Linked DNA regions of Homo sapiens: region 1 is linked to region 2. The links are chromatin loops, found by intact Hi-C in ENCODE. Cell type or tissue: dorsolateral prefrontal cortex. All regions are shown on one strand. Each heading gives the region's core, and the rest is flanking DNA. Links, peaks and the distances in the headings are about the cores only. Region 1 has its middle 100 kb from the start of PDE4B. Region 2 has its middle 8.6 kb from the start of MIR101-1.

Region 1 (5,371 bases), core at 191-5,190, 620 kb before region 2:
GGGTGTGTGTGTGTGTGTGTGTGTGTGTGTGTGTGTGTGTGAGTGTGTGTGTGTACAACTCCACCACACACACAAGCCTTTTCATTTTGCACAGGGCCTCTCAAACTACATAGCAATGAAAAGTTGTGGGGAGGGTTGTTACACACACACCCCTTTTCATTTTGCACAGGGCCTCTCAAACTATATAGCCAGTCCTATGGCTGGTCTCCCTCAGAATTGGAAATAGGTCAACCCTGGAGAGAAAAAATCCATGCAGTTGGCCCCAAGAATATCTATTCCTGCCATGGCCCAGATGTTCATGGACCCATTGCTCAAGCACTGACATGGCTAAGGATTGAAGCTGACTTGACATCTACAGGATGAGTCTTTTCATCCACCTGCTAGTTGAGAGCCACCTCAGGTACATATTAATACTGTGGATGGGAATTCAGTTATACCTTTGTGTCAATATAAGCTCTCTACATGCAAACTCACCTTTCTTTCCTGGGGAACTTTGCTGCCAGGGAATATATCAGCTAAGACTGTCAATTCATCGAAGTGTTAATGACCACAAAACTCAAAAAGGAAGAGGTCAAATATGTTCCCTTTGTTCCCAAGAAACTTAAAGACTTCTATTGACTTCTTCGCTGGAGATAAGTCATGTGCTTTCCAAGAGGTAGCCACAGCCAAGTTTCAAATAAACCCTATTATGCCTTCCTTCAATGGGTACAATCTTGACTGACATTTACATAAGTAAGAGAGACAAGTGACCCCTCCCAGAGCAATCTCTGTTCCTAACGGTGCCTTCCATCTGTACCCCTGGAGATATTAGAACTGGAAACCTTTAAATGGCGTCTTTTCTTGCATAAAATAAAGAGCCCTCAGCTAGAAGCATCCCGTTACAAGATCACCAAGGTATGATAAGCCATGCTATAGAGTGTATTTCATTCCAAGAGGAGAATCAGAACTGAACAGTTTTAAGTAGAGGAGAGACTTTGATTAGATTTTTATTTGGGGGAAAATAACTGCTGTGTGGAAGTTGATGTTTAGAACAGCATCATTGGAAGGTAAGATGCCTTTGAGGAAGCTGTTGGAAATTATAGTGGGCCAGACTAGAGTTGTGACAGTAATGATAGAAATACGTAAATTGAATGAAGAGATTTAATCTAGTGGACTTATTTGTATATGGGACATGAGGGAGAAGCAGGGGTCAACACGGACACCCAGCTTTTCAAGTTCGACAAGGATGAATGCTAGAGTTAGCCACTTACACTAGGAACACAGAGGGAGAGAAGGGTTGGTGGGAAACACAGATGATTATCAACTTTTTGGGATGCCTTGGGTATGATGCAGATCTGGATTGAAACCGGGTCTCCCTCCATCACAGTCCAGGCCCTCTAATGCAACATAGGGAGCACTCCCATGGAGATGTCCAGAGGACAGCTGGATGAATGGGCCTGGGACTGAGGAGAACTGTCTGGCTGAGACATGAATCTGTGCATCATCAGAAAATGGATAACACCTAAAGCTATGGAAACGGAGGAGCTCTTCCAGGGAAATTGCGTAGATTGGAGAAATAAAAAGGCATGTATCTGGCCCCAGGAAACACCAGAATAAAGGCGGATGAGTCTCCATAGGAGGCTAAGAAAGAGTAGCCTGAGAGGTATGGAGACCATGAGAGTCTTACTTCAGAGAAACCAAGATGACATAAGATTTAAAGGAAGAAAGCGTTGTCAACAGAGTCAAATGCTGCCAAATGAAGAAATAAGAACTGCAGCAAGGAGCCACTTTTCAGTTTAAATGCCTTCAAAGACTCGTGTTTCTTTATTGAGCAATATTCATGAGCATGATATCTGGGTCAGAGTTCACTCAGGGATACAGAACACATTATGTTTGTTAAAGAGAAGGCATTTGGTGCAAGGAATGGGTCACACGAGTGCTGGAAGGCTGGAAGAACAAGAGGGCCCACTGCAATGGCCTAGAGAACAAGAACTGCAGGAAGCAACTGCAACTCCTAGGAGTGAGGAATCCAAAAGGGAGAGATGGTGTTTCCAGAATGAAGAGCTGGGGAGAAGTTCCAGGGGCCTGGAGCTCAGACTTCTTGGAGGAAGCTCTGGAAAGCTGGTGCTCAGACCACTGAGGAAGAAGAATCCAGCCAGGGCTTGGATTACGAAGGGATTTTAAAGCCCATCTGGTGAAGGACAATAGCATGGCCTGTTCACTGACTGCCAAAGAAGGGCGACCCAGCTGCTGCTGGCAACTTAGGGACATGGAGAGGCTGGAGCCAACTGTCTGTGGCTCTAGAGAAACAAGGACAGGAATAGAAAAACAGGAAGTCCATTTCCCCCTTCTCTCACTTCTCAGCCACTTTCTAGTGCCTCACATTGGCAAAACCTAAGGAAAGCAGCTAGCAAAGGAGTTCAGGAAATGCGATTTGCAAAGTCCCAGGCCCAGTTGCCGAGAGATAACAGATTTTTAAGTGCCAGCATGTAAGACCCTATCCAATCTGCCCCATAAAACAAAGTAGCTTGAGCCATGAAATTCAGCATTACTATCCACCAGACATAAAAACATGAGCAAGTTACATGCATCTAAGCTGCTATTTCCTCTCCTATGAAACAAGAATTCAATAGTACATGTCTTCTATTGCACAACATACTCGATCCTGAAAAATCTCACATTCTACAAAATCACACTAAAAATAAAGGACTAAAGGGAAAAAAATGAAATTGAGCATATCTCTCAAAAGCTGTGAAACTTTGCAACCAGACAGAAAAACAATAGCTGGAATCTCTGGAGATAACTTGGACGATCCAGGCAGGCTGCTCAGCACAGTTGAAGGCTGCTCAGCACAGTTGAAGGCTGCTCAGCACAGTTGAAGGCTGCTCAGCACAGTTGAAGGCTGCTTCAGGGGCTATCAAAAAAGCTCAGAGTTATAGAGAGGAGATGGTATCATGTAGGCACTAAGAAAATGCAGATAGAAGTGGAGCTCTGAACCAGAGGGGCTGCAGTGAATGTAGACAGAGGGGGACATGGACCTGCCGAGAGCCAGGATCTTGCGTAAAGCTGGCTTCTCTAGAGAGGGAGCCCCATGGCAGACTCTCATTTTTAGTTTTCTTAAAATAGAGCAGTAAGGGCCCTGAGTCTAAGCCACAGTTGAGCTGAGGGCTTTCTTATTTCCTGCTGAACGTTCTGATTTTATTCCTGCTTTTCTAATTCCCCTAGCCTTGCGGGGTGGGGTGGGGAGACTATCTGAACCAACCCAACTTCATTATACTGAAATCATTCCCTTATTTTCCAATCAAGTATAAGCTAACTGTTGTTACAGAAGCATACATTGTAGCAGAACAAACCTTACCCATATTAGTGTTTCCTGAGAAGTAAACATGAAAACCCATGAAAAGTGCTAAGCAGAATACAAGGAAGAAATTTATGTTTGTGCTGTTGTTCTTATGCCCCCTGCATCTTCTTCCACTGCTTCCTCACATGCAGCCTAAACTATGTGAAGTAGCACCTGGCATGTATTCTTGCAATTTCATGCAACTGCTTGGTTGCCTCTCCTAAAATGTCTACCAGTCTCCTAGCCTCGATTTCTACCCTCAAGGTGTCTGGTTAATTCCTATTCCTTCTCTGCCTTAGCCTAAAGAAGCCTCTGACCCTCTCTGTCCTAGACTCCTAGAGAGCCTTCGTCATCCCTCTACAGCACTTACACCACTGCTGACTGTGTCTCCAACAGGAGGTGGGGCTACTGGAGCGCAAGCACTGCATCCGATTCTCATGTCTATAGCCTCAGTGTCAACTACAGTGCCTGGAACCACCAAGTTTGGCTGTTGACAACGTTATCCCACAGGGAATAGTCAATGATAACCTGGGATTAGACTGCAGAAGGGTTTATACACCTACTTTTAGAATTCAAGTATTATTTGGTCAATACCAGAGAACTCGCAAATGTTTTTAAAAAGGCAGTCAAAACTGGCCCTCGGATGAATGAATGCAGCATCTCTAGGTCAGATGGACTGGATGAGGGCAGACTGGGGGTGTGAAACCTCAGAAGGCTCATGCTGTGAGCAGAGCAGAGGTGATGGGGGTAAAACAGGGAGCCCATAGAGGGAAGGAGGGGAGAAGGGAGGGCCTCAGATGGAAGCTTCAGAACTTGGCAATTGATAAGATGGGGAGAAGACTCCACAGCAACTCTCATATTTTATGCTTAGGATTCTGGAAGAATATTCACCCTCTTTCAAAATGGGAATAGGGGAAGAAAAAGCTTATTGGGAGTGAGAACTTGAGCGTGATTTTGCTCATCTGGTATTTCACTTGGTAAGGTAGAGACCCAAGTTTTAGTCCCTCTCAGCCCAAGTTAAGCTGTTGGTTAGTAAGTCTTTTTGTTTGTTTGTTTTGTTTTTTGTGATAGAGTCTCGCTCTGTCACCCAGGCTGGAGTATAGTGGTGCGAGCTCGGCTCACTGCAACCTTCGCCTCCTAAGTTGAAGCAATTCTCCTGCCTCAGCCTCCTAAGTAGCTGGGATTATAGGTGTGTGCCACCATGCCTGGCTAATTTTTGTATTTTTACTACAGAAGAGGTTTCACCATTATAGCCAGGCTGGTCTCGAACTCCTGGCCTCAAGTGATCTGCCCACCTCAGCGTCCCAAAGCGCTAGGATTACAGGAGTGAGCCACCACTCCTGGCTGGTTAATAAGTTTTAAATGTCAGTGTGCACAAATCTTTCCAGTGGCAAGAAAAAAAAAAGCAACAACAACAAAACCACACCTCTGTGTTCCTCCTCCTTTTCTCCTTTGACTTAATACTGAACAAACAATGTCGGTTTCTAGCCACTTGCTTGTCAAAATTTTGTGTGGTGGTAGAAAGAGAGATTGGAATGAGGACAAGACAATTACCATGATAGGGGAGGACTAGGACAGAAGTAGTGGCCAGAGATGAAGGGTGATGCAGGATTAAGGATGAATAAGAACAACAGCCAGTGCCAGATCTCTGGACTCCAGCACCAGCCATATGTCATCCCAGCCAAGTGAGTGACGACATCAGAGAAGCCAAATAGCCCTGTCCTCTATCTTCAAACTGCTGGGGTGAGCGAGCTGCAAGAATAAAACAGAGCTGACCTTTCTTTTCTGTTTCCCATCTCCTGCCTTGGAGATTCTGGTCCATTCTACTTACAACCAAAAGTCCCAGATGTATACAGCCAGAGTCTCTGATTAAGAGACACTCTTTCTTTTTTTAATTTAAAAGATACTAAGTAATAAATATTCACCATTTAAAAAAAAACTATAAAATGCAGATAAGGAAAAGCACTAATCACCTTCAGATAACTACTGTTGGTATTTAGCCTTTCATCACAAATTTTATATTCTTTACATTCTTTGTATATGTGTGACTAT
Region 2 (5,371 bases), core at 120-5,119:
ATGTTCAGATATGCAATGGAACCTTATCAGTCCAGATGTATAAGAACTGATCTGTGACAATCCAGATCCTCCTCTGAGCTGTAATTGTATACGGCAGTTATTCTGTTTTTTGTTTGTTTTGTTGTCGTTGTTGTTTTTGGTAAACGTGTACTTTTTGCCTGATGCTAACATCTTTTCAACAGTCCTCTTTTGCCTGCTCAACCGCCAGTCTCCCAGTTCAGTGATCCCAGGAAGAATCAGAGTCTTGTCTGCCCATGATGATTTGCTTCCAGTCTGCACCAGGTTAAATCACACCTTAAACTTTATCAAACTTTTGGAGTCTAAAAGCAAAAGCAACTCACAAAGTGCAAAGGTTGGCATAACTAATTTATTCATATGAATCAGAAAGAATTTAAAGAAGAGGAACCAAATATGGTAAAACGAGGGGCGGGGCGGGGCGAGGGGGGAAGCAGTTGATTTAAAAAATTGAGAAAAGCAAAACATGTTTTGCCTGGCTTTGTAACTAAAGAAGACTGCCAAAAATGGTCTGCAGAGGTGTAAGAATCAAAAAGCATCTCCAGTGTTCTACCTTCACCAGAAACATGCAAGGAATTTCCTAGGATGGAATTATGGAAAAGATCCTCTTCAGGCCTTCATTTGCTCATTCATTGCTAGTCATGGTGCTAAATATGGGAGATATAAAATGAGTATGGCATGGCCCTGGCCTCAAAGCTTACCCTAGTGGGAGATACAGCAACTGTGCCGTACGCTGATCTGTGAAAGGCACCAGAAAATAAATGTAAAAACCATACAGTGGATGCACAAAGGGGAGAGTGGTCAACTCTGTGAGTCTAATAAAAATAATTCACAATAAGCACATAGCGATGTTCCGTGAGTCCCGTCCCCACCCCATCCTCTTATAGCCAACCCCTAAGAGAAACGACAGGTGAGCAGGGCGCAATCCAAGCTGGGCTCTAATTAAATGTGTGCCCTAGAGCAACTCCTAGCACTACTCAGAGTCTCCGTTTCTCTCCCTGTAAAAGCCAGGAACCCTGCTCAACTATGAAGTCCATTTCTGCTCTGAATTAAGAAATAGAGGAAAAAAAAAAAAACCAGAAAGGAAACTCACGAAAAACAAAAGTGAAAGTGCCTGAAGGGAACCCAGTAGTAAACAAGAGTACAAAATTCTATATCTCACCGGAAAACAGTGGCAGAGTTCCCAAATATTTTTTTTTCAGCAACTGTGAACTTCGGAAAGAATGAAATGTCTATCACTCCCTTTGAATGTGAATAAGATCAGTGTAACACGAATCCACCTTGCTCTATGCAACTGTCTTCTGAAACAATCCTCTGACCCTGAACACCACTTATTTAAATAAGCGGTTCTTAAATCAATCAATCCGTAGTGAATGGTCCATCCCCACAAAACCAATCCCCATTGAAGACCACACCAAGTTGTGCCCCACTTTGGGAAAAGGGGGAAAGCGGGGGTAGAGAAAGAGGGGAAGGATTGGAACCAACATTAGATTGTGCCTGGTGTTGCCACGCGGTTGTCATAAACAACGGCGTCGAAGCAAACTGTTTTAAAACTTAGAAAATACGGCGGCCTTTAAACTCTATTATGTCCCTGCTCATGGCAATAGTGGGACTTCTCTGAACGTAGCCCACAACGGTACAGCCGCCCGGGAGGGAAAGCGAGCTCTGGGGCGGACAGGCGAGTGAAGGCAGCCAGAGGAGGGGAGCAGGCTGACAGCTCCCCCAGCTTCCGCGGCGCGTGGGGGACCAGGACGGGCGACCGCCACAATCAGAGGGTGCGAGCTGGACCCACCGGGGCCACTGGTCTCCAGGGTGGGAGGATGGCTGCTGCCTGTCCGCTGCCGGAGCCTCCTTTCTCCCAGCAGAGGAGGGAGAGCGCGCGCACGTACACACACTCTCATACACACACGCACGCACACACATCCTTCCCTTAGAGTTGTGTCTCGTCTCCCTTTTGTTTTTCTCCCTTCCCGGTCATGAGACCCGGAAGTTTTTTTTTTTTTTTTTTTTAATCCCGTCTCTCTCCCTTTTCCAACCCCCCCGCCATCTATCACATGGCAGAGATAGAATAAAAACAGAAAAATGGCGACGGTCACGTTGTGGCGAGCCTTGCTGCGTCATTAGATAATCCTCATGCAAATAGCGGGAAGAACAAAGGAAGGGGAGCCCGGGACCCCCGGGGGCGCAGGTGGGTGTGGGGGCGGCGGCCGGGCGCGGGGGCGGCGGGGCGCGCGGGGCCGAGCGCCCGCGGGAGGCGGGCTGCGTGGGGCGTGCGGCCGCGCGAGGCTCGGGGCGCAGAGTGTGGACGTCCGAGTGCGCGCCCGTGCGCCGCCGTGGAGCGCTGGCTGCTGCGCTCCCGGCCCCGTCTCGCGGCGCGTCGGAGCCGGCCTGGGGACGCGGGAAGCCGTGGGGCGCACAGAGCGGCTCCGGCGAGGCTGGCCGCGGCGCACACGCACACGCAGCCGTGGGGCTCGGCCCGCTAGGCATCCGCACTGGGGTCTGGGGGCGGGCCAGGCGGCGCCGGGGGCCGAGGGCGCGCCACTGCCCAGCGCCTAGCGCCTGCCTTCAGCCTCCTCCGGGGACCGCACGCAGTTCGCCACCTCGGGGTAGGCGGCGGAGCGCGGGGGCGGCGGCGCGGGGCGGGCCGGGCCGGGCCTCCGCACTCCGGGACCGACTGCGAGGGTGTTGCCGGACTGGGTTTGTTGTTGTTAGCGCGTGCGTGTGTTTTTCCCGAGGGGTAGCGGGGCGACCTCGCCCATGGGCATTTCCGCGGTTTTGCGCGGCCCTCGCTGGGGTGTCAGTGGCAACGCGGGGAGCCCCGGGCGCCTGGCTCGGCCCCCGGAGGGGAGCGGCGCGGAGGGGCGGGGTGTGTGTGTAAATGTTGCGCACTCGCTTTTCCCCCGCCCCCGCCCGCGTCCAGGGTGCTGGCGTGGGTCCCTTGCCGTCCGGCGGCGACTGTAAATAGAGCCTGGATGTTGTTTACATGAAGGATCCGGCGGGAGGAGTCTAAGAGGAGGAGGCGGCGGTGCCGGAGGAGGAGGAGGAGGGAGGGAGAAGAGAGGAAGACCGGAGTCCCCGCGGCGGCGGCGGTCCGGAGAGAGGGCGAGCCCCGCGCGGCGCCGGGGACCGGGCGCTACCACGAGGCCGGGACGCTGGAGTCTGGGGTAGGAGGGAGAACGGGCACGGGGCGGGAAGAGGGGTCCGTCAGTGGCATTTTTAGCTTGCACCCTGCCACGCAGATTCTCCCCGGCCGGAGGGGAGGAGGGTGGAGGGAGGGCGGGGAAGCCTCGGTTTCTCTGCACGTTCGGGAACGCCTTCTCCCCCTTCATTCTCCCATTCCCAGTGTTTTCCCGCTTCTCCCCGGGCTCACCTGTTTATTTCCATCAGCTAGAGCTCGTGGTTTTTTAATATAGGCATGAGAGTCTGTTTCTTTTATTAGAAACATTATTGGGGAGAGGGGTGCTTTGCTGTAATTTGTGCTGGTCCAGGTCGGTTTTCAGGAAGGGGGAGGGGACTTGGCGGAGACGCCGGCTCCTGGCCGCAGCTGACCCCAGGGCTTCTCCCTGCCTTCCTGTGCGAGGAATTCTTTCCCTCACTCTGCTACCCGCACGCCAGCTGCCACCTTCCTGGAGAAAGACCACACCTGTGCTTATCCCTGCTTTGAAGGAGAGGTGAGCTGAGAAACCAGGGAATCCCCTGCTCTCCAGGGTTCTTAGTTAGTCCTCTCCGCAATCCCAGCATTGGCCAAAAATTGCTGCTTTCACCTGCTGATTTAATTTGGCATGTCTGTCCCCAGCCCCCCTTTCCCCCGGCAAGTTGTGATCTGCAGATGTTTTGGGATTTTCTCTTCCCTCTGGACCTGTCCCCCACCAACCAGCAAATAGCTCCTGGGCCTAGGTTGAGGGAGAGAGAGAAGTGACCCCCTTTGGCCAGTGCGCTGTTTTTTATTCCCCTCTGGGTCTTCTAATGGAATCTGCTGTCCCTCCGTAGCCCCCTTTATTTTCCCCTTAAGCTTAACCCAGAGCCAGGCCTAAGCAGCCTGTCTCTGGCTTTCTTTCCCCAGGCCCCACCCTGGCCCCTTTTGCTTTTCCAGCGCCAAAAAAAACGCCTCCCAAGCAGAAGACACACCCAGCCCAAGTCTAACCATTCCAAAAGGGAGGAAAACACAGAGGAAGAGCAGGGACCCAAGGGTCTCCTGTCCTGAATATTCCAACAGCGTTTCCCTCTAAAAGCCTCCTAGCTTTATAATCCCTTTATTCTGCTTACCAGTCGACCCTCCCCTCCTCTTTGCCCCTTGTTCTGTGATAGATATTTGGGGAGAGGGGTGGAGAAAGAGGTTGTCACCCTCTGTTCCTTACAGTGAGGCATTTTTCTTTTTCTCAGTCTTTTCATTTATTAGATGTTTAGCATGTAAAATATGTAAATCTGTTTGCAGGCTTATTTGAACTTGTTTTCTTGCTGGCTAAGGAATAGCTGATATTCTATAAAGGGAAGGAGGGGGGAAAAGATCAAAAGTAACACTCTGAGTTTTCCCCATTTGAGCATCCCCAGAGTTGCCAGAGAAGACCCTCCTATAAAAACCAACAGTCTCCCTTCCATGACATCACCACCTAAGCCCTTCCAACTTTAGCTTCAGAACAGGAAGAAGGCTCAAAATAGAACTACCTTAGGAATCCAGCTCCTTGAAAAGATCAACTTTTAAATCAGCTGCAGGAGGAACACAATGAACTTTGACATGGGGAGTGAGAAGGGAGAGAAGACTGTATAGTGTTCATAATTGGTTCCTTTGAGGGAGGGTTGGGGGATACTTACCGTGTATTTCAGAAAAGCTTTCCTCTAGAGTTGGGTACCTAGACCACTGAATGATAAATAGGATGGTTCAAGATTCATTTATTGAATTATTCATAAGTTTTTGTACGTCAACAATAACAAGCACGTTTCAGAATATGAATTAAAGAGGGGCCTCTCTGCAGAATCTGCTCTAGATAGAGAAGGTTGTTTCAGGAAGCTAGGAGGGCACTTGAAGACAGAGAACCTGAGGATGCAGTGACAGCTGCTGTGAGTATGTAAGTTGAGAGGCTCATAAACAATAATTGTGATAAACAATAATTGTAACTTTTGTAGGTGACTGATACCCTGGACAAAGAAGTAAGGATGTCAGGATTTTCCACCTCTACCTTGGAAATTAACTTCTTGTCTTTGAATCTCACTCAGTGTCTCCATTCAGTCCCTGAATTGAGATATGCTTTCCTCTCTGAGCTAAAATACTCAGTCTTTTGGAAGGGCTACCTAATAAACGATAATCACTGAAGTGTTGACAACTTAAAGATTGGAAGTGGAGCAGAAAATACTTGGT

What was found. Peaks named below come from ENCODE experiments on the same cell type or tissue, not always from the same donor. Only the 100,000 strongest peaks of a DNase experiment are listed, where the experiment ranks them.
Region 1: a loop joins it to region 2, with 4 times the contacts of the local background. A loop is called at or near these places in 54 of 110 quality-filtered maps.

Annotation. Positions count from the first base shown.
Region 1 is chr1:65,688,604-65,693,974 of GRCh38, reverse strand. No RefSeq gene overlaps it. Among named protein-coding and RNA genes, the nearest start is that of PDE4B, 100 kb to the left of the region's middle. In dorsolateral prefrontal cortex, for the core only: no CTCF peak of the experiment used is centred there; a DNase peak (open chromatin) is centred at 2,224; H3K4me3 peaks cover 654 bases; H3K27ac peaks cover 2,359 bases.
Region 2 is chr1:65,064,436-65,069,806 of GRCh38, reverse strand. It overlaps a transcript of JAK1 not described here. Among named protein-coding and RNA genes, the nearest start is that of MIR101-1, 8.6 kb to the right of the region's middle. RefSeq lists a silencer at 2,333-2,932. In dorsolateral prefrontal cortex, for the core only: no CTCF peak of the experiment used is centred there; DNase peaks (open chromatin) are centred at 1,996, 2,946 and 3,546; H3K4me3 peaks cover 4,707 bases; H3K27ac peaks cover 4,963 bases.